Regions from separate parts of the Homo sapiens genome. Here region 1 is linked to region 2. A link is a loop called in an ENCODE intact Hi-C map of the cell type or tissue named here. Cell type or tissue: ascending aorta. All regions are shown on one strand. Links, peaks and the distances in the headings refer to the core of each region. The heading gives the core; the rest is flanking DNA.

Region 1 (11,828 bases), core at 2,739-7,738, 300 kb after region 2:
TCAATGGTATGCAGGGGTTTCCTTTTCTCCATATTCTTGCCAACATTTGTTATCTATCTTTTTTAATATAGTAGCCATTCTAACAGGTGTGACATGGTATTTCATTGTGATTTTAATTTGCATTTCCCTGATGATAAGTGATATTGAGCATTTTCTCATATACTGAGCCATTTTTATGTGTTCTTTTGAGAAATATCTATTCAGGTCCTTTGCCCATTTTTAAATCAGATTATTTGTTTTCTTGCTGTTGAATTGTTTAAGTTCCTTATATATTTTCAGTATTAACCTTTTATGAGATGTATGGCTTGCAGATATGTTCTCCCACTCTGTAGATTGTCTCTTCACTCTGTTGATTGTTTCCTTTGCCATGCAGAAGCCTTTTTGTTTGATGTAATCTTACTTTTTTTGCTTTTGTTGCCTATGCTTTGGGGCACATAACCTGATTTTTTCAACTGTCACACTGATTGTACCTAACATTGAAATGTTAGAAATGTATTTCAGATTATATTCTATATATATCAAGCATACCACTTGTGAAATCTGTTCTGATTTTTTTCCTGAATCTACCTGGAGTGTACTTAATGAATGACTCTACTTAGACTTCCCCCAGAGAAATGATTACATAATAATACTTTGTATAGGACATCTTATAAAAAGCTTAAAGTATTTTGTATATAGACTCATTAATCATTGAAGTATACTTAGGGAAATCTAGGTGGGCTGCCATAGTCACTTTATACTGGTGTACAAATAGTTAATTTTGGTAGAACAGATTTTGTTCTTAATTTCTTCTGTCAGCTTTTCGTCATTAGATTTTAGAGTCTCATGTGCTATGATTACTGATAAGAACATATATTTCATCCTCACATCTTAAAAAGAAATGAGTCATGACTCTAAAATTTTTGAGGTAGCATTTACTAGTTTACCATGTATATGTTGAAACGTTTAACTGTTGTAAGTAGAGATAAAATAGAAGGTAACTCTTGAAAGCTATGCCAGTTCCCTTTTATCTCTCTGTCAAGAAATCTATTTTTTCACTTTCAAAACTCAGTACAGGAGGTTAGCAGCAGTGATGGCATAGTTTTTTAATATCTCCAAATGCCCACATAAAAACAGATAGAGTAATAGATAGCAAAGCTAAAAACCTATGTACTAGTTCTGGAGATTGGAGTTACACAACAATGTGAATATACTTAACACTACTAAACAGTTAAAACATGGTTAAGATGGTAAATTTTATGTTATGTGTGTTTTACCACAATTTAAAAATCAGAACCTGTGAACAAAATTTAACACAAAACTAAGGGAAAGAATATCCTCACAAACTCCAAAACACAAACGGGCAAAGACAAACTACCATTAGCCACAAGACCTGCATGATATTAGTATCTTCAGGAGAAATCAGAAAGAAGCAATTGGATGTCTGACAGATCTAAGAACAAAAGAACCTCAAACTAGCTAACACGTAGTAAATAGAAAGCACAAGGGGAAAATTTATCAGCAACTGAAACTAGAAACAGTTTTGTCCACTGCCATAGAGTGTAAGTGCAAGACCCTCAATAAGATCTAAAGGGCTTAGAAGAGGGTTTCTCAACCTCAACACTACTGGCGTTTTGGGTCAGACAATTCTTTGTTGTGGGGGACTGTCCTGTGCATTGTAGGATGTTTAACAGCATCCATAGCCTCTACCAACTAAGTGCCAGAAGCATGTGCCTGGTTGTGACAACCAAAAACAGTCTCTAAACATTGCCAGATGTTACTTAGGGGATGAGAAAGGGGGGATGAAGGGGAATAAAATAACACCTGGTTGGGAACCAGCTGAGTTAGAGCCATCTAGTCCCTGGGAACTCTCAAAACTGACCAGCCAGGATAATCTTCCAGGTCAGGACCCTACACTGAGGAGAATCAAAATTAAGCAGGACGAGGGCAACAGATGCCCTTGTTTTCCTTGAAAAGAGAAAGCCAAGACAAAAGTAAGGCAGTGAATAAAGTCAATAAATCTCTGGACTAGGCGCTGTGGCTCACACCCATAATCCCAACACTTTGGGAGGCCTAGGTGGGAGGATTGCTTGAGTCCAGGATTTCAAACCAGCCTGGGCAACATAGCGAGACGTTGTCTCTCCAAAAAATAAAAAAATTAGCCAGGCTTGGTGGCATACACCTGTGGTCCCAGTTACTCAGGAGGCTGAGGTGAGAGGATTGCTGGGAGGTCAAGGCTGCAGTGAGCCATGATTGCTCCACTGCACTCTAGCCAGGGTAATAGAGTGAGACCCTGTCTCAAAAAAAAAAAAAAAAAAAAATTTAAGGATACCCCATTCTTTATGATGTGATTATTTCACATTGCATGCCTATATCAAAACATCTCACATACCCCATAAATATATGCCCAAAAGTTAAAAATACAAAAAAATTTAAGTAATAATCTCTGAAGGCAAGGCACTATGTTTTTTAATACTACATAAAAAAAAGAAGGAGCTCCACAAAGTTAGAAAAACTGTCACAAACCACTCACTCCTATTTCTAAAAGTTCAGGAAAACTCATTTCATGTAAAAATGAAATAGCAAAGTATTGAGATTAGATTCCATACAAAGTTAATATAAGAAGAGAGAATAAGCAGCAGAATAACATCTCTACAGACAATAAAAGCACACTAGAAAGACACACCTACAGATCAAAACCTTAACTGTTTCAAAATGTGATAAAAGACATTAAGAAAATGATAACAGATATGAAACTACATAAATCAGAAGTAGAAAAATTCAGAAATGAAGTGACAGAACTCAGAAATGTATTAGAAATGAAAGGAAAAATCATTTCAGAATGAAGATTAAAGGATAATAAGCAAAACAGATAATGCCATAAGACAAATAGAAGGCGAAAAGAGGAAATATTTTAAGGTCAAAAAGAAATGAAGGCCGGGCACAGTGGCTCACGCCTGTAATCCCAGCACTTCTGGAGGCCGAGGCGGGTGGAGCATCTGAGGTCAGGAGTTCAAGACCAGCCTGACTAACATGGTGAAACCCCATCTCTACTAAAAATACAAAATTAGCCGGATGTGGTGGCAGGCACCTGTAATCCCAGCTACTTGGGAGACTTGAACCCGAGAGGTGAAGGTTGCAGTGAGCCGAGGTCGCACCATTGAGCTCCACCCTGGGCATCAAGAGCAAAACTCTCTCTCAAAAAAAAAAAAGAGAGAGGAAAAAAAAAAACAAGAGATACCATTTGAGAGATAGTAACAAATATTGAAAATAGGTAAAAATCTATTATACAGGTGATAGCAGTCCTTAAAGAAGAAAACCAAAGGGAGGAAACAGAATGAATACTAAGAACTATAATCCAAAGTTACTTTCCTATAATTAAAAAAAGAAACTTTTTTGAAAGAATACGCTATATCCTTCGAATATTGACCCAGAACACCAAGACATATGCTAATAACATGACTGTACCTTGAAGAAAAAGAAAAAATTCCTTAGACATCTACAAAAAAGTACATGTTACTTGTAAGGAAAAGAAACTTAGATTATCATCTGGCTTTTTAAAAGTAGTAGTTCATGCCAGAAGAAAATAGAATTGCATGTTTTAGATATTCAAGAAAAACGTGAGCCAAGGATTTTATACCTTGAGAAACTGACTTTGAAGTACAAAGGGCACAGACAACTATTAACAACATGTAAGAAATTAGGGAATCTTGTTCCCTTGAGCCCTCTAGGAGAACAAACTTCAGACAAAATTACTAGAAAGACATTGACAGAAGGGCTAGACCATGTGGTTCACACCTGTAATCCCAGCACTTTGGTAAGCCAAGGTGGGAGGATCGCTTGAGACTAGGAGTTCAAGGCTGCAGTGAGCTATGATCATACCACTGCACTTTAGCCTGAGTGACAGAGCAAGACCGTGTCTCTTAAAAATAAATACATAGATACATACAGTTAACTGTAGAACTATGACTAAATGAAGATTAAAAGGGGGAGGGCTGGGTGTGGTAGCTCTGACCTATAATCCCAGCACTTTGGGAACCCAAGGTAGAAGTACGACTTGAGGCCAGGAGTTTGAGACCAGCCTAGGCAACATAGTAAGACCCTATATGTTAAAAATGTATATATGTATATTTTTTAATTAGCCAGGCATGGTGGTGCACACCTGTATTCTCAGCGACTCAGAAGGCTAAGACAGGAGATTGCCCTGAGCCCAGGAGTTCAAGATTATAATGAGCTATGATTGCACCACTCTACCCCACCCTGGGTGACAGACTGACCCTGTCTCTAAAAATAAAAATAAAAGGGAGAGAGTGTAGCATGCTCTAGCTATGTACTCAATCCATGTAAATGTAGTACAAAGAAGAGGTATGCAAAAATGAATTTTAATTGTTCTCAGGGATATTGGAGTGATAATATTGCTATTCTGTTATGTGTATAAATGTAGAATAAAGGAAATGAGTATGCATTATTCTAATTCTGCTCTCTCCTTTGTCCTTGAAAACCAGAGTGTGGAGGTAGAAGAAGAAAAGGTTGCAAAATAGAAGTTAAATAAAGTATCTTGTAGTCCTGAGTATGAATTTGAACTAAATTCCTCTTTTGAAAAAATTTCTATATATTCTAGCTTGTCAACTGAGAAAGCCTCGAAATAAAGTGTCAGTGAACATCTCTACTCCCAGATTGTATCTTGAAATTTTATTTCCCACTTAAAGAAACCAGAGCTTATTGGAAAATGTCTGATTCCAGGTTTAGAACAGGAAATGTGCAGATGAGTCTGTACCCTTTTGTCATACCAAATAGCAAGCAAGCTGTCAAAGACCGCTAAGAGTCAAAAAGACTCAGGAGCCAACTTGAAGATGTTCCCACTGACCAAAGATAACATAATTTCAGCTTTAAAAGGGATAATTGCAATAGATTGAAATCCAATAAATACACTTAAATATATGAGTTCTTAATGATAAACTTTTTAAGACTAATTGGTTGCCTTTGGAAGATCATATGGAACAAATTTATTATCTCAAAACATAAAATGAAGTGAACATATATCCTGCTTTTCTTATAAGAACTGTATTATTATATTGATTAACCAAATAGTTAATATTATTATATTGATTAACCAAACCATATTATTATATTGATTAACCAAATAAAAGGATTGTTTCTTTATAAAATTATCCCAATAAAAGAAAATAAGTGATTATCATTTTGCAACACTCAGTAAATTAGTGTATCTAGACATTGATAAACAGCTGCTAACATACCACCTTCTTTAGTCTTGTTAAAGGAACCAAACATGGTCTGATCAAATTTCTGGATCCAACTACCAATTTGCCCAACATAAAAAGGACAGAGCAACAGATTGGACTGCACTATGAACGTACAGTCAACCAAATCCATATTATGGGGAAAATTGTCATACACTCTGGGTTCTAAAACAGATGAATTGCAGGGAAGAAAAGGAATGGAGAGAAAACCTGTAGACAATAAGAGACTTTTTAATTTAATCTGATTTTTTTAGAGACAGGGTCTCACTCTGTCACCCAGGCTGGAGTGCAGTGGTGCAATAATAGCTCACAACTGTCTCAAGCAATCCCTGCCTCATCCTCCCAAGTAGCTGGGACTGCAGATGAATGCCGCTATGCCTGGCTAATTTTTTTTCCAATTTTTTTATAGAGATAAGGTCTCTCTGTGTTGACGAGGCTGGTCTTGAACTCGAACTTGTGGCCTCAAGCAGTCCTCCAGCCTCAGCCTTCCAGAGTGCTGGGATTACAGGCATGAGCCACCACACACAGCCTTTTTTTTTTTTATCTTTTTTTTAAGTCTCAGCCAGACACAGTGGCTCACCTGTAATCCCAGCACTTTGGGGGGCCAAGGTGAGAGGATTGCTTGAGGCCAGGAGTTTGAGACTAGCCTGGTTAACACAGCAAGACCCCTATTTTTAAATAAATAAATATTAATTAAATAAATAAATATTAATTAAAATTTTTTTAAATGTAATGTTAAGTAAGATTGAAGTGTCTAGGGATGGCACTTTCTGTATTTGAGTTTTATAATAAAAAGGTTGTCTCAAAGAACTATGCAAAAGACTTCTACTTTCTAATAGGATGTAGTAGAGAGTAACAGCCATCACCCCCACTACAACGACTAGGAAAAAAAGACAAATTACAAAAATCATATTTTAAAATACATCAGAGGCATTTCAAAGTAATGACCAAATGAACTAAAATTCCATTGAAGAAAGAGCCTGTGTTGCCAGCCGGGCACGGTCACTCACGCCTGTAATCCCAGCACTTTGGGAGGCCAAGGCTGGCAGATCACGAGGTCAGGAGATCGAGACCCTCCTGGCTAACATGGCGAAACCCCATCTCTACTAAAAATACAAAAAATTAGCCAGGCGTGGTGGCAGGCACCTGTAGTCCCAGCTGCTCAGGAGGCTGAGGCAGGAGAATGGCGTGAACCCAGGAGGCGGAGCTTGCAGTGAGCTGAGATCACGCCACTTGCACTCCAGCCTGGGCGACAGACCAAGACTCCATCTCAAAAAAAAAAAAAAAAAAGAGAAAGAGCCTGTGTTATGTGAGCTGAAGTCATAGGTTGTTTTCTTTCCTTGGGACATTTTCCAAGTATGAGTGTAGAAAATAGCTTAATAGCTGGCACAGATATAAATTCTAAGACGTTTTTCTAATGACTAAGTAAAATGTTAGATTTTCATTGCACATTTGACTATAGCAAGTCCGTGTACTCAGTATATCGTTAGTGTGATTTCAGATCTTATGAAAAAGGCTTCACTTAATAAGAACAAGCATACAGTCTGGTTTCCCTCACTGCAGGTATGATCCGAAGGAGAACAAGTGGACTCGGGTAGCTTCTATGAGTACCAGAAGACTAGGTGTGGCTGTGGCTGTGTTAGGAGGGTTCTTATATGCTGTAGGTGGCTCTGACGGGACATCTCCTCTCAACACAGGTTAGTCCCTCCCAAAGGCAATCAGGTTCCCCAAAAGCAGAACATTTTCCTGGAGAGTCCTCCTACAAAACGTGTAGAAACTCCAGGTTATCCTATAATTTACTAGGAAAATGCCTGATTTTTCCCTCCAGCAGAGTGCAGCTCTCAGCTCTTCCTCAGCTCCCACTGTAGTCATATTCTAAGTACGTTCCCCAAATATTTATTTCTTCCCCTGCTTTCCAAGCTGCTGGAAATTTATAATGAATTTTAAAAACTACTTTCTTATATAATTAGTTCCTTTTCCTCCATCACAACTTCTCCTCAAAACCACAACGTACTCTAATCCAAGAATAAATAAAAACTTAGAACTACAAATTCGTTTATTTGGGTTTTGTTTTTGTTTGTGTTTTTATGACAGGGTCTCGCTCTGTCACCCAGGCTGGAGTCCAGTGCCACAATCTTGGCTCACTGCAACCTCTACCTCCCGGACTCAAGCAATCCTCCCACCTCAGCCTCCCGAGTAGCTGGGATTATACGTGTATGCCACCACACTTGGCTGATTTTTGTATTTTTAGTAGAGATGGGGTTTCGCTGTGTTGCCCAGGTTGGTCTCAAACTCCTGAGCTCCAGTGATCTGCCCACCTCAGCCTCCTAAAGTGCTGGAATTATAAGTGTGAGCCACTGCACCTGGCCTGGTTTGTTATTCCTTTCTATTTAGATAGTATGGGTATTTTTGCCTAAGGATATTGTCAATGTGACAGTCACACCAGATTCGTCACGTCTTGTCTTCTCTTCAGAAGCTTAAAATGCACTGTGCTATAGGGGAGGGAATACAGGAGTACAGAAGTTGTCTGATTATGATGATAAATTGTTAGTACTGAATGGTGCTTATTGATCATGTAGTCAGGCTCCCCATTTAACGATAAGGAGAGTGAGGCTGAGAGTCATGTAGCTAATTAGTCATTTAGATAAAACTAGAACCAGAGTATCTGGATCCCAACACGTGCCCTTTCCACTGTACCATACCTAGAAGAAACCAGTCCCTGATGAGAGTATATGTAGTATTGTCCAGAGGTATACAAATCCTTCTCAGAAGCAAAAATCAGATCATGTGTTGAAAATATGTGTTATCACAAAGTATCAGTGGCTATAAAGAAAACTGGAGGTGAGAGGAAATGGTTGAATGCTCACTTACTGGTTTTTCTTTTCCCTACAGTGGAACGTTACAATCCTCAGGAAAACAGATGGCACACTATAGCCCCTATGGGGACCCGGAGGAAACACCTAGGCTGTGCAGTATATCAGGACATGATCTATGCTGTAGGAGGTAGAGATGACACTACAGAGCTGAGCAGTGCTGAGAGATACAACCCCAGAACCAACCAGTGGTCTCCAGTGGTGGCCATGACATCACGCCGTAGTGGAGTAAGTGGTTATGGACACTTAGGTTGCTTCCAAATCTTGGCTATTAATAGTGCTGCAATAAACATGGGAGTGCAGATATCTCTTCATTATACTGGTTTCCTTTCTTTGGGGTATATACCTAGCAGTAAGATTGCTGGATCATATGATATTTCTATTTTTAGTTTTTTGAGGAACCTCCAAACTGTTGTACTAATTTATATTCCCACCAGCAGTGTAGGAGGGTTCCCTTTTCTCTGCATCCTTATCAGCAATCGTTATGGCCTGACTTTTGGATAAAAGCCATTTTAACTGGGGTGAGATGACATCTCATTGTAATTTTCATTTCCATTTCTCTAATGATCAGATGTTGAGCACCTTTTCATATACCTGTTTGCTATTTTTATGTCTTCTTTGGAGAAAGGTCTATTCAGATCTTTTGCCCACTTTTTAATTGGATTATTAGTTTTTTTCTATTGAGTTGTTTGAGCCCTTATATATTCTAGTTATTAATCCCTTGTCAGAAGAGTAGTTTTCTCCCATTCTGTGGGTTGTCTCTTCACTTTGTTGGTTGTTTCCTTTGCTGTGCAGAAGCTTTTTGACTTAATGTGATCCCATTTGTCTATTTTTTCTTTGGTTGCCTGTGCTTGTGGAGTATTACTGAAAAAAATCTTTGCCCAGACCAATGTCCTGGAGAGTTTCCCCAGTGTTTTCTTTTAGCAGTTTCATTGTTTGAGGCCTTAGATTTAAGTCTTTAATTCATTTTAATTTGATTTTTGTATATGGCAAAAAATGGGGTCTAGTTTCATTCTGCATATAGTTACCTGGTTTTCCCAGCACTGTTAATTGAAGAGATTGTCCTTTCCCCAATATACGTTCCTAGCACCTTTGTCAAAAAAACAGTTCGCTGTAGATGTATAGGTTTATTTCTGGGTTCTCCATTCTGTTCCATTGGTCTATGTGTCTGTTTTTATTCTAGTCTCATACCGTTTTAGTTACTGTAGCTCTTTAGTATAATTTGAAGTCAGATAATGTGATTCCTCCAGTTTTGGTCTTGTTGCTCAAGATAGCTTTGGCTATTCTGGGTCTTTGTGGTTGCATATCAATTTTAGGATTATTTTTTCTATTTCTGTGAAGACTGTCATTGGTATTTTGGTAGGGATTGCATTGAATCTGTAGATTGTTTTGGATAGCATGGACATTTTAACAATATTGATTCTTCCAATCCATGAACATGGAATGTCTTTTCATTTTTGTGTGTCCTCTTCAATTTCTTGCATCAATGTTTTCTAGTTTTCATTGTATTTTTCACTTCTTTGGTTCAGTTTATTCGTAGGTATTTTATTTATAGCTGTTGTAAATAGGATTACTTTCTTGATTTCTTTTTCAGATTGTTTGCTGTTGGCATATAGAAATGCTACTGATTTTTATATCTTGATTGTGTATCCTGCAGCTCTGCTGAATTTGTTTATCTGTTCTAATAGCTTTTTGGTGGAGTCTTTAGGTTTTTCCAAATACAAAATCATACTGTAGGCAAAGAAGGATAATTTGACTTCTTCCTTTCCAATTTGGATGCCCTTTCTTTCTTTCTTTTGTCCCATTGCTCTACCTAGGACTTCCAGTACTATACTGAATAACAGTGGTGAAAGTGCGCATCCCTGTCTTGTTCTAGATCTTAGAGGAAAGGCTTTCAGTTTTTCCCCATTCTAAATGATGCTATCTGTGGGTCTGTCATATATGGCTTTTATTGTGTTGAGGTATGTTCCCTCTGTACCCAGTTTTTTAAGGGTTTTTATCATGAAGGGATGCTTACTTTTATCAAATGCTTTTTCAGCATCAATTGAAATGATTATTTGGTTTTTGTCCTTCATTCTGTTGATATGATGTACCACACTGATTGATTTGCATATGTTGAACCATTCTTGCATCCCTGGGATAATTTCTACCTGGTCATGATGAATTATCTTTCTAATGTGTCATTGAATTCAGTTTGCTGGGATTTTGTTGAAGATTTTTGCATCATTGTTCATTGAGGATATTGGACTGTAGCTTTCTTTTTTTGATGTGTCTTTGTCTGGTTTTGGTATCAGGGTAATACTAGCCTCCTAAAGTGAGTTTGGAAGTGTTACCTCTTCCTCTATGTTTGGAGTAGTTTGATAGGATTAGTATTAATTCTTCTTTAAATATTTGATAAGATTCAGCAGTGAGGCCATTGGGTCCTGGGCTTTTCTTTGCCGGAAGATTTTTTTTTCTTTTTTTTATTATACTTTAAGTTCTAGGGTACATGTGCACAAAGTGCAGGTTTGATACATAGGTCTACATGTGCCTACATGTGCCATGTTTGCTGCACCCATCAACTCGTCATTTACATTAGGTATTTCTCCTAACGCTATCACTCCCTCAGCCCCCCACCCCCCGACAGGCCCTGGTGTGTGTTCCCCGCCCTGTGTCTAAGTGATGTCATTGTTCAATTCCGCTGGGAGATTTTTTATTACAGCTTTGATCTCATTACTTTTTTGTTTTGTTTTGAGACAGGGTCTGGCTCTGTCACCAAGGTTGGAGTGCAATGATACAATGTCGGCTCATTGCATCCTCCACCTCCCAGGCTCAAGCCTTCCTTCCACCTCAGTCTCCCCATTAGCTGGGACTACATGTGCACACCATCATGCCCAGCTAATTTTTGTTTTTTGTTTTTTTTTTGGTAGAGTTGGGGTTTTGCCATGTTGCCCAGCCTGGTCTCAAACTCCTGAGCTCAAGTGATCTATTCGCCTCAGCCTCCCAAAGTGCTGAGATTACAGGCATGAGCCACCACACTTAGCCTTATTACTTGCTATTGGTCCGTTCAAGTTTTAGATTTCTTCATGGTTCAATCTTGGTAGGTTGTATGTGTCTAGGAATTTATCTGTTTCTTCTAGATTTTCTAATGTATTGGCATATATTTGTTCATAATAGCCTCTAATTATCCTTTGAATGTCTACGGTATCAGTTGTAATGTCTCCTTTTTCATCTCTGATTTTATTTATTTGGGCCTTCTTTTTTCTTAATCTGCCTAAAGGTTTGTTGATTTTGTTTATCTTTCAAAAGTCAACTTTTCATTTAATTGATCTTTTGTGTTTTTTTCACTTAAATTTCATTAATTTCTGCTCTGATCTTTATTGTTTCTTCTCATTTTGGATTTGGTTTGTTCTTTTCTAGTTCTTTAAGATGCATTGTTATGTTATTTGAAGTTTTTGTACTTTTTTGATGTAGGCTCTTATTGCTATAAACTTTCCTCTTACTTTCACTTTATGTCCAAAACCGCTTTATAGGTTTTGGTATGTTGTTTTTCCATTTTCATTTGTTTCAAGAAACTTTTAATTTCTTCATTTCTTCATTGACCCACTGGTCATTCAGGATGCTTTTAGGTAAATCAAGCCCTGCTAATTTGACACTAGAAAATAATGAATTTCTTTTGATTATTTTTATCTCATGTAGTTGAAAAATTTTATGTCGTCATATCTTTAATTAGAGA
Region 2 (12,104 bases), core at 3,812-8,811:
AGAATCAATATCGTGAAAATGGCCATACTGACCAAAGTAATTTATAGATTCAATGCTATTTCTGTTAAACTACCATTGAGATTCTTCACAGAATTAGAAAAAAACTATTTTAAAATTCATATGGAACCCCAAAAGAGCATGAATAGACAAGGCAATTGTAAGCAACAAAAACAAAGCTGGAGGCATTATGCTCCCAAACTTCAAACTATACTACAGGACTACAGTAACCAAAACAGCATGGTACTGGTACAAGAACAGAAACATAGACCAATGGGACAGAATACAGAATCCAGATATAAGTCTGCACACCTACAACCATCTGATCTTTGACAAACCTGATGAAAGCAAGCAATGGGAAAAGGATTCCCTATTTAATAAATGGTGCTGGAGAACTGGCTAGCCATATGCAGAAAATTGAAACTGGACCCCTTCCTTATACCATATACAAAAATTAACTCAAGATAGATTAAAGACTTACATGTAAAACCCAAAACTATAAACACTTCAGAAGAAAACCTAGGAAATATCATTGAGGACACAGGCATGGGCAAAGATTTCATGACAAAGACGCCAAAAGCCAAAATTGACAAATGGGATCTAATTAAACTAAAGAGCTTCTGCACAGCAAAAGAAACTATCATTGGAGTGAACAGACAACCTACAGAATGGGAGAAAATTTTTGCAATCTATCATCTGACAAAGGTCTAATATCCAGCATCTATATGGAATTTAAACAAATTTACAAGAAAAAAACAAACAACCCCATTAAAAAGTGGGCAAAAGACAAAACAGACACTTCTCAAAAGATGACATAGATGTGGACAACAAACATGAGAAAAAGCTCAACATCAGTGTTCATTACAGAAATGCAAATCAATACAACAATGAAATACCATCTAACACCAGTCAGATGGCTATTATTAAAAAGTCAAAAACAACAGATGGCTGGGGAAGTTGTGATGAAAAAGGAACACTTTTACACTGTTGGCGGGAAAGTAAGTTAGTTCAACCACCATGGAAGACAGTGTGGCAATTCTTCAAAGACCTAGAGGCAGAAATACCATTCAACCCAGCAATCCCATTACTGGGTATATACCCAAAGGAATAAAAATCATTCTATTATAAAGATACATGCATGCATATATTCATTGCAGCACTATTCACAACAGCAAAGGCCTGGAACCAACCTAAATGCCCATCAATGATAGACTGGACAAAGAAAATGTGGTATATATACACCATGGAATACTATATAGCCATAAAAAGGAATGAGATCTTGTCCTTTTTAGGGACATGGATGGAGCTGGGGGCCATTATTCTTAGCAAACTAATGCAGAAACAGAAAACCAAATACCACATGTTTTTACTTACATGTGGGAGCTGAATGATGAGAACATATGGACACGTTGTGGGAAGCAATACACACTGGGGCCTGTCAGAGGACAGGGCATGGGAAGAGGGAGAGCATCAGGAAGAATAGCTAATGAATGATGGGCTTCATACCTGGGTGATGGGATGATCTGTGCAGTAAACCAACATGGCACACATTTACCTATGTAACAAACATGCACATGCTGCACATGTACCCCTGAACTTAAAATGAAAGTTGGAAATTAAAAAAAGAATCCATCCTTTCCATCTTCCTGGTCTGTCATTCTTTGTGTTATTTCATTCCTGGTTAGGTAGCAACATGATTGCAATATTTCCAAGCATCCAGACATGATTTCCAGAAAAAGATGAAACACTAACTCTTTTAGATTTCTACTCAGGAGCCAAAGACACTTTTCGCAGAAGTTCACCTAGCAAGCGTCATTGCTTACTAGCAAGAGTTGGATTACATGCTCATAACTGAACCAACCCTAATCACCAGAATGGAGTTGTTTTAGACCAGCTCATCAGCATCTCCTGGAGGACTTGTTAAAATATACATTGCTGGACCTCATCCCCAGGGTTTCTGACTCAGTAGGTCTGGTATGGGTCTTGATACTCTGCATTTCTAATAAATTCCCCAGTTACATTAATACTGATTATCTTGGACCAGTCAGGACTATCTCTAGAGCTGGAAATGAGGTCGACTTCCCCAAGACAGCTAGCTACACCGAGAATGGATACCTGAACACAGCAGTGACTCTATTAGAAAATAAGGAAGTATAAATGGATGTGCAGCAGCCTCCATGCTAATCTAAGAATCTATTAATAAAACCGTATTACCAAATAGGATTTAGCCTAAGAATACAAGGTGATTGAACATTTAGAAATGTATTCATGTATTACACTAATAGATTAAGGAGAAAAGCTTCATGCTTTGTGTTACTAAAGGCCAAAAGACATTTGATAAAATTAAAAATCCATTCCTGACTTGAACTCAGTTTCTTCAGCTTTAAAATGGTGGTAGGGGGGTTGGAGATAGGGTTTGTATTATATGACCTCAAAGTTCCCTTCCACTGTAAAGATTTATGACTCTAACACTCTGCAGTGACCACTGGATAAGTTCTCCATAAAGAACATTTTGATGAGCCAAAATGTAAAAACTATATTATTTTTATCACTAAGTAATGCCCAACTGATCTTCTCAAACACTCAATATTCTTTTCTCCCTCCCTGAACCTGGGTGTGGCTCACACACGAGTGAAGAAAGGGTGAGGCCGAGACTCTGTGAAATGGAAAGGGTGTATGTTGAGCACATTATCTGGTAAATTTTTTTAAATTAAAGTATAGTGGTCTATTTTTAGGCTACATCAAAATGACTCCCAGTCAAAACTTCAGGGATCCTTTATAGTCTGATGGCTACTTACTAAAAGGCAAATATCCTGAGGGAAGGATCTTCAGGAAAAGCACTAACATGCACTGAGAGATCACCAGTGTATTAGTCCGTTCTCACGCTACTAATAAAAACATACCTGAGACTGGGTAATTTATAAAGGAAAGAAGTTAATTACTAACAGTTCAGCATGGCTAAGGAGACCTCAGGAAACGTACAATCATGGCAAAAGGAGAGGCAAACACATCCTTCCTCACATGGCAGCAGCAAGGAGAACTGCAGAGCAAAGTGGGAGAAAAGCCTCTTATAAAACCATCAGATTTTGTGAGAACTCACTGTCACAAGAACACCATGAGAGTCCCTCCCACAACATGTGGGGATTATGGGAACTACAATTGAAGATGAGATTTGGGTGGGGACACAGTCAACCATATCAACCAGATACCAGGCTAGTCAAATGTACCACTTGCTGCAGGGATGTCAACTATCTCAATGAGTGAATATGTAAAGAATTTTGTAGAGTAGAGAATCTCAAAGATGTCTACCATCTCTGGGTGGGCTATCTACTCAATCACAGCCAGAGGCTATGGGCTATCAATCGTTCAATGAACCTCTACACCCAGGATGCATCTAAACAAAGGTTTTATAAAGAAAGCCTGATCTCAACAATGTTTTTCATGTAAGAAGAACCTTCCTGGTAATTATAGTGATTTTAACAATTTAGCAACATTGACTGAAACTTCCTGAAGTTTGTTTTGAAACACTGGAGTGAGCTTTTTGAACAATTCAGGAAAATAATAGTTCATATACAACTATTCTAATGTACACACAGTGGCAATTTCTTTTTCTTTTCTTTTCTTCTTGTTTTTTTAACCTTATTGAAGTACTGCAAAATACACAGAGAAAACAGCAATTATCTTAAATATACAGTTTGATTAATTTTTACAAACTAAACACATGTAATAGCCAGTATCCAGATCAATGGTCCTGTGCAATCACCAAGTAGCCAGCTTTCTTTATGAGGGAGTGTAGGCACACTTGTAGTCCTAGCTACACAGGAGTCTGAGGCAGAGGATACTTGAGCCCAGGAGTTGGAGGCTGCAGTGAGCCAAGTTAATGCCACTGCACTCCAGCATGGGTGAAGTGAGGTCCTGAATCAAATAATAACAATAATAATTTACTACTCCAAAATCCCTCTGAGAGTTATTTCTCATTGTAGCATTTTATTAGCTGTTGTCTTTCATTTTCACTCCTACATTTCCTACTTTGATTTCTCTCCAGATTGTAGAAGTCCTGTAGTAGATATAATAGGGAGTAGTAGATATAATGACAACATTAAACATGATTGATATGGTTTGACTGTGTCCCCACCCAAATCTCATCTTGAATTTAACTCCCACAAGTTCCACAGGTCACGGGAGGAGCCCAGTAAAAGGTGAATGAATCATGGGGGCAGGCCTTTCCTGCACTGTTCTCGTGACAGTGAATGAGTCTCACAAGACCTGATGGCTTTAAAAATGGGAGTTTCCCTGAACAAGCTTTCTTTTTGCCTGCCACCATCCACGTAAGATGTGACTTGCTCCTCCTTGCCTTCCACCATGATTGTGAGGCCTCCCCAGCCATGTGGAACTGTAAGTCCATTAAACATCTTTCCCATATAAATTACCCAGTATCAGGTATGTCTTTATCAGCAGTGTGAAAATGAACTAATACAGTAAACTGGCACCAGTAGAGTGGGGCACTGCTGAAGAGATACCCAAAAATGTGGAATCAACTTTGGAACTGACTAACAGGCAGAGGTTGGAACAGTTTGGAGGGCTCAGAAGAAGACGGGAAAATATGGGAAAGCTTGGAACTCCCTAGAGACTTGTTGAATGCCTTTGACCAAAATGCTGATCATGATATGGACAATGAAATCCAGGCTGAGGTGGTCTCAGATGGAGATGAGGAGCTTGTCGGGAATTAGAGAAATGGTGACTCCTGTTATGTTTTAGCCAAGAGGCTGGCAGCTTTTTGCCCCTGCCTAAGATATTTGTGGAACTTTGAACTTGACAGAGATGATTTAGGGTATCTGGCAGAAGAAATTTCTAAGCAGCAAAGCATTCAAGAGGTGACTTGGATGCTGTTAAAGGCATTCAGTTTCATAAGGGAAGCAGAGCATAACAGTTCAGAAAATTTGCAGCCTGACAATGTAATAAAAAAGAAAATCCCGTTTTCTTAGGAGAAATTCGATCTGGCTGCAGAAATGTGCATAAATAACAAGAAGCCAAATGTTAATACCCAAGACAATGGGGAAAATGTCTGCAGGGCATGTCAGAAGTCTTCACGGCAGCCCCTCCCATCACAGGCCTGGGGGCCTAGGAGGAAAAAACGGTTTCAGGGGCCAGGCCCAGGGTCCCCATGCTGTGTGCAGTCTGGGCACTTGATGCCCTGTGTTCCAGCTGCTTCTTTTAGCCATGACTAAAAGGGGCCAATATACAGCTTGGGCCATGGCTTCAGAGGGTGCAAGCCCCAAGCCTTGGCAGCTTCCACATGGTGTTGAGCCTGTAGGCACACAAAAGTCAAGAATTGAGGTTTGAGCACCTCTGCCTAGATTTCAGAGGATGTATGGAAATGCCTGGATATCCAGGCAGAAGTTTGCTGCAGGGCCAGGGCTGTCATGGAGAACCTCTGCTAGGGTAGTGCAGAAAGGAAATGTGGGGTCAGATCCCCCACATAGAGTCCCTACTGGGGCACTGCCTAGTGGAGCTGTGAGAAGAGGGCCACCATCCTCCAGACCCCAGAGTGGTAGATCCACCAACAGCTTGTACCGTGTGCCTGGAAAAGCCACAGACACTCAACACCAGCCTGTGAAAGGAGCCAAGTGGGAAGCTGTACCATGCAGAGCCACAAGGGTGGAGCTGCCCAAGACCATGGGAACCCACCTCTTGCATCAGCATGACCCAGATGCAAGACATGGAGTCAAAGGAGATAATTTTGGAGCTTTAAGTTTGACTGCCCTGCTGGATTTTGGACTTGCATGGGGCCTATAACCCCTTTGTTTTGGCCAATTTCTCCCATTTGGAATGGCGGTATTTACCCAATGCCTGTAACCCCATTGTATCTAGGAAGTAACTTGCTTTTGACTTTACAGGCTCATAGGCAGAAGGGACTTGCCTTGTTTTGGATGAGAATTTAAACTGGGGACTTCTGAGTTAATGCTGAAATTAGTTAAGACTTTGGGGAACTGTTAGGAAGGCATGATTGGTTTGAAATGTGAGGACATGAGATTTGGGAGGGGCCAGGGGCAGAATGATATGGGTTGGCTGTATCCCCACCCAAATCTCATCTTGAATTGTAACTCCCACAATTCCACACGTGATGGAAGGAACCCAATGGGAGGTGACTGAATCATGGAAGCAGGTCTTTCCTGCACTGTTCTCATGATACTGAATGAGTCTCACGAGATCTGATGGTTTTAAAAATGAGAGTTTCCTGCACAAGCTCTCTTTTTGCCTGCCACCATCAACATAAGATGTGACTTGCTCCTCCTTGCCTTCTGCCATGATTGTGAGGCCTCCCCAGCCATGTGGAACTATAAGTCCATTAAACCTCTTTCCTGTATAAATCACCCAGTTTCAGGTATATCTTTACCAGCATCATGAAAACGAACTATTACGATGATAAAGAAAAGCAGTGGAGAGATTATCAGCCCCACTCACTGAAGGTTGACAGGACTGCCTTAATGATATGTACAGGTTACTGTGCCCAAGCTTTCTTTATTTCTGAAAAGACAATCAAATCTAACAAGAAAGTTTATAGAGTTGAAAAAAAACACAATCTCACCATCCTAACATTAATTTTAGTTTTATATGTCTCCTCCCATTGGTACAGGGATTTTTACCTAGCTCTAATTACAGTCATGCATCACTTAACGATGGGGATATGTTCTGAGAAATGTGTCATTAGGCAATTTTGTCATTGTGTGAACATTATGGAGTGCACTTACACAAACCTAGATGGTATAGTCTACTACATACCTAGGCTACATGGTATAGCTTATTGCTCCTACGCCTCAAACCTGCACAGCACATTACTATACTGAATACTGTAGGCAATTATAACACCATGGTAAATATGGCTCAAGCCTGTAATCCCAGCCCTTTGGGAGGCTAAGGTGGGAGGACTACTTAAGCCCAGGAATTTCAGACCAGCCTGGGCAACACAGGTTAGGAAGACCCCGTCTCTACCAAAAATAAAACAATTGCCCAGGTATGGTGGCATGTGCCTGTAGTCCCAGCTACTCAGGAGGCTGAAGTGAGAGGACTGCTTGAGCCCAGGAGCTTGAGGCTGCAGTGAGCTATGATCACACCACTGCACTCCAGCCTGGGTGACAGAGCAAGGCCCTGTCTTAAAAAAAAAAAATGAAAAAAAAAAGGATAAAAAATGGTACACCTATATAGGGCATTTACCATGAATATAGCTTGCAGGACTGGAAGTTGCCATGGGTGAGACAGTGAGTGAGTGGTGAATGAATGTACTGTAGACTTTATAAACACTGTACACTTAGGCTACACTAAATTCATGTGTAAAAATTTCTTTCTTCAATAACAAATTAACCTTACCTTACTATAACTTTTTTACTTTATAAACTTTAAAATTGTTTTAATGTTTTGACTCTTCTGTAATAACACTTAGCTTAAAACACAAACACATTGTATAGCTATACAAAATACTGTATTTTCTTTTTTATATTCTTATTCTATAAGCTTTTTTATAATTCTAAAAGGTTATTGTCTTTTGAAACTTTTTAAACTTAAAAACAAAGACATAAATGCACACATTAGCCTAGGGCTTCACAGGGTCAGGATCCTCAAGACATCACTATGCGAAAGGAATTTTTCAGCTCCATTATCATCTTATGAGACCACCGTAGTATATGTGGTCCAATGTTGTATCACATGACTGTATAACTAGAGACATCTTGCTCTTTTACTCCCAGCTGTGGACAAACAAGAAACTTTGCTGTTGTGGCTGCAGGAAGGCGACCCAATGTTTCTCTAATACTTTGTACAACGTAGTCCTCATGCCCACTATGTGTAACAGGTCACAAATATTCATTAATAAAATATAGTCAAACCTTTAGGAGTTCACAATCTAGTGAGAGAGACAGGCATCATGGTGCACTGTTGTTTTTCCAAATGCCCATTGCTAATCTGTTCATTTTATTCTTCTGTCAAAGCAGTAAAGACAGAAGAGAAGATGTGAGTCATCCCAGAGTCACAGCCCTCTGGAAATGCCTGAAATCCATTCTTTCCTGTCCCTCAGATTACTGTAAGGACTTCAAGGTTCTCTCCGACCCTTATAGCTGTATGAAAACACTTTTTCTGATAGGAGAGCCTCCACCCTCTCTCTAAGGAAAGTAAATCCTTTCTTAGTCAAGCTCTCCCTTTTCCACACTCCGGTCTTTCCCTGGAATGTCTCCTCTGTCCTTCCTCCCCTCCTCCTTTCCCATTATACATCTCACTAACCCTCAGGAAAATAGCTTTAAAATTTTCCCTCTGGAATGGGGCCCAGTCCACAGAGCACCTACCTTTGGTATAAGTCAGATGTTAAACTCAATTACCTACGAAGGCCAGGCAGAACAGCGTTCTTCTGACTTTGTTTGCATATTAAGTTCATGGAACATTCTCTACTTTCACAAAGAAACATGATCATTTTTTTCTTGAAATATACAGCCCTTAGTTAAGCTTTCATTTGCACAGTTTTGACAGATAAGAATGCAAGAACTATTTCTTTTTCCTCCCAATTCTACTCTAATGTTAGTAACTGGCAGAGGACCTTCTGAGTAACAGAGAACATTGCCCTCTAAAAGGCTACTCAGCAGCCACTGTTTGCCAGATGGAACATGGGCCTGGTGTTGCTGTGTTGCTAGATCTTCTGACCTTTCAGGAGACAAAAATCCAGATATTTTTATGAAAAATCATGTTTTCAAAATGCTGATGTGGACGAAAGAAAGAGAGATCAGACTGTTACTGTTGTCTATGCAGAAAGAAGAAGACATAAGAAACTCCATTTTGTTCTGAACTAAGAAAAATTCTTCTGCCTTTAGATGATGTTAATCTGTAACCCTAGCCCCAACCCTGTGCTGGCAGAAACATGTGTTGTGTTGACTCAAGGTTTAATGGATTTAGGGCTACGCAGGGTGTGCTTTGTTAAAAATGTGTTTGCAGGCAGTATGCTTGGTAAAAGTCACCGCCATTTTCCAGTCTCAAGTACCCAGGGACACAATGCACTGCGGAAGGCCGCAGGGACCTCTGCCCAAGAAAGCCTGGGTATTGTCCAAGGTTTCTCCCCACTGAGACAGCCTGAGATATGGCCTCGTGGGAAGGTAAAGACCTGACCGTCTCCCAGCCTGACACCAGTAAAGGGTCTGTGCTGAGGAGGATTAGTGAAAGAGGAAGGCCTCTTTGCAGTTGAGATAAGAGGACGGCATCTGTCTCCTGCTCATCCCTGGGAATGGAATGTCTCGGTGTAAAACCCGACGTACATTCTATTTACTAAGATGGAAAAAACCGCCTTATGGCTGGAGGTGAGACATGCTGGAGGCAATACTGCTCTTTACTGCACTGAGATGTTTGTGTAAAGTCAAACATAAATCTGGCCTATGTGCACATCGAGGCATAGAACCTTTCCTTAAACTTATTTACGACACAGAGACCTTTGCTCACATGTTTTCCTGCTGACCCTCTCCCCACCATTATCCTATAGTCCTGCCACATCCCCCTCACCGAGATAGTAGAGATAGTGATCAGTAAATACTGAGGGAACTCAGAGACCAGTGCCGGGTCCTCCGTATGCTAAGCGCCGTCCCCCGGGCCCACTGTTCTTTCTCTATACTTCATCTCTGTGTCTTATTTCTTTCCTCAGTCTCTCATCCCACCTGACGAGAAACACCCACAGGCGTGGAGGGGCTGGCCCCCTTCAGTGGACAGCTAATTCAAGACAATTTAAAATGCTCCAAAGTCTAAAGCAAACAAGTTCACAGAGTGCAGAAGCATTGCCAGTGTACAGCTTCTGGCACTGTAAATTCTAATGAGTATTTTATTATATTTGCTTAATTTACAACAGACAATAATATAATTATGCCTTTGACAGACATCAATAATCTGTTTCTGTATTCATTCTCCATATTTATAGAGTATTGTGTTTTCTAGCTGATTTCCACAACATATTGTTAACAGTGCCTTAGGCCAAACTACTCTTCTTTCCCAACTATTCTCTTTCTTCCCTACAAAGGGAGTTAAAACAAGGAGCTGTTAAAACTTGGAGCCAAATTAGAGATTAAATTACATTAGCTTTAAACGGTTTTGTGAAGTGGCTAGAAATTTTTACCAGTAATCTTACTGCAAGTCCTGGGTCACTGAAGAACTCGGTAAATATGATTAGCATGCACGCACCAACACATCACTGTGATGAAAACGCAAATCACAGTATGTGAGTCACTACTCTCAACATTGCCATGCCCCTGCCTTAAACCTGCCAGCCCCATCCAGAGGATTTTTCTCATCTCTGAACTCCAATCATTTACACCTTCCCCCATCAGAATTTACCCTACATTTTATTATAATTGCATATAAATATGCCTTCCCTGTAACAGCAGGGACTGTGTTTCTCCACTGTATGGCCTGGCACAGTGTCCAGCACACAGCAGGCAAAGCAAGAGTTACTGCATGAGCCAGTGTCATCATCCAAACGATAGCTACCATTTCCAGAGCACCTACCGTGAGCTGACTAGTTTACCTACATTATCCTGGTGGCTTTCCCAGACCAGACCACCCAAACCAAAGCAGCCCCCCAGTCACCCTCTAGGCACATAACCCTATTTTAGTTCTCTGAATACGACTGATTGCTGTCTAACATATTTTGGTTTGTGTGCTTATTGTCTGTCACCGGTTTCCCTTCACAAGAAGGAAAGCTCCAAGAGGACAGGCATCTTATCTACCTTGTACTTGGCTCATAGCAAATAAATGAATCTAAGCCGCCCACCTCCCTGGGTGACAGAGTTGACCTGCACACAGTAGGTCTCAAAGAGTATGTTTTAAATTTTATATTTAGATTTCAAGATAATTGTGTTGAATATTTTATGGTTCATAACAAACAGAAAGGGGAGGGCAGAATAAAAATAAATAAAAGTTTAGTTACATTACCCTAGCACTGACATTGGTACGGGAATTTTTGCTGCAATAAGAAAGCCACTTCCTCTGACATAAGGTCACCCATACTTCTGGGTCTTGCCACATCCTCTTAGACAGTTCATCGTAGCTGGGCTGGCTGGGGCGGTCAGGACTCCAGACGCTCACACTAAAAGAGGGGTGGTAGTCGAGCAGTCACTCCACTCCTCTGTAGGGAGCTGGCCGCGAGTGGGTGCGCAGCAGGGTGCGCGCGGACCCGTGCAGCGCCCAGGGCGGCTGTGCGAAGCCGCCGCAGCCTGCGCGCCCAGGCGATTCTCCACCTTGGGGCTCGCCTTCCTGCCGCGTTCCTCTTCCTTCCATCCCTAAAGCGCGTACGCCCTGCAGAGTCAAACCTGGCGCATCCTCAAGCTTCCAGGGGGCAACGTGACCGAGCCCCGCATCACGTGTGCAGAGACGGCCTATAGTGTCTGAAGGATGCCACCTAGTCGCAGGCCCGGCGGCGCCACCAACAGCGACCGCGGTAGTCCAGCTCGCGCCGCGTCCCGGCCCCAGCCCGGCCCGGCCCAGCCCCGCCCCGCGCCCAGCCCCGCCCCGCCCCGCGCCCAGCCCAGCCCCCGCGGCCCGGCCCCCAGCGGCCGGCCTCCCGCGGCCCCGCCCCCGCCGCCCCAGTCCCCGCCCCTCGCGCCTTCGTTTATTCCTCCGCGCGCTGGGACAGGCTGCTTCTTCGCCAGAACCAACCGGTTGCTTGCTGTCCCAGCGGCGCCCCCTCATCACCGTCGCCATGCCCGGAGGTCTGCTTCTCGGGGACGTGGCTCCCAACTTTGAGGCCAATACCACCGTCGGCCGCATCCGTTTCCACGACTTTCTGGGAGACTCGTAAGTGGCCACCGCGTAGCCCTGTCCTGGCCTCGGTTGCGCCGGACTCGGAGGTGCCTTCCCTGTTTCTTCTCCCTGCCGTCCTCCCGGCCGCTCAGCCCCCTGCGCCGCCCTCGCCTTCCCCCGCACTGGTTCCGGCGCGCGCCAGGCCGTGTGGCCTCTGCTCAGCGTCGGCTGCGCTGCTGGGAGCTGGCACCCGTTCGGCCTGCCCTGCGCGGGCCACTCGATCCCTCCTGGCCTCCCCGCCTCCGGCGTGGCTGGGCAAGGCCACGCCAAGGTGGGGGGTGGGGAGG

What was found. A loop is a pair of places that touch in the nucleus more often than their neighbours do. Peaks named below come from ENCODE experiments on the same cell type or tissue, not always from the same donor. Only the 100,000 strongest peaks of a DNase experiment are listed, where the experiment ranks them.
Region 1: it touches region 2 in a loop (4-fold over the local background); 2 of 110 quality-filtered maps call a loop at or near these places.

The regions. Positions count from the first base shown.
Region 1 is chr1:173,767,502-173,779,329 of GRCh38, forward strand. KLHL20 (kelch like family member 20) reads left to right here. Exons shown (of 12, transcript NM_014458.4): 9 at 6,804-6,937; 10 at 8,133-8,341. Among named protein-coding and RNA genes, the nearest start is that of DARS2, 51 kb to the right of the region's middle. In ascending aorta, for the core only: no CTCF peak of the experiment used is centred there; no DNase peak of the experiment used is centred there; H3K27ac peaks cover 1,142 bases.
Region 2 is chr1:173,465,682-173,477,785 of GRCh38, forward strand. LOC100506023 (a long non-coding RNA gene) reads right to left here and starts at 11,474. Exons shown (of 3, transcript NR_037845.1): 1 at 10,951-11,474. It overlaps PRDX6 (peroxiredoxin 6), which reads left to right and starts at 11,654. Exons shown (of 5, transcript NM_004905.3): 1 at 11,654-11,811. The coding sequence starts at 11,717. RefSeq lists enhancers at 10,659-11,195, 11,693-11,852 and a silencer at 11,453-11,622. In ascending aorta, for the core only: no CTCF peak of the experiment used is centred there; no DNase peak of the experiment used is centred there; H3K4me3 peaks cover 764 bases; H3K27ac peaks cover 1,316 bases.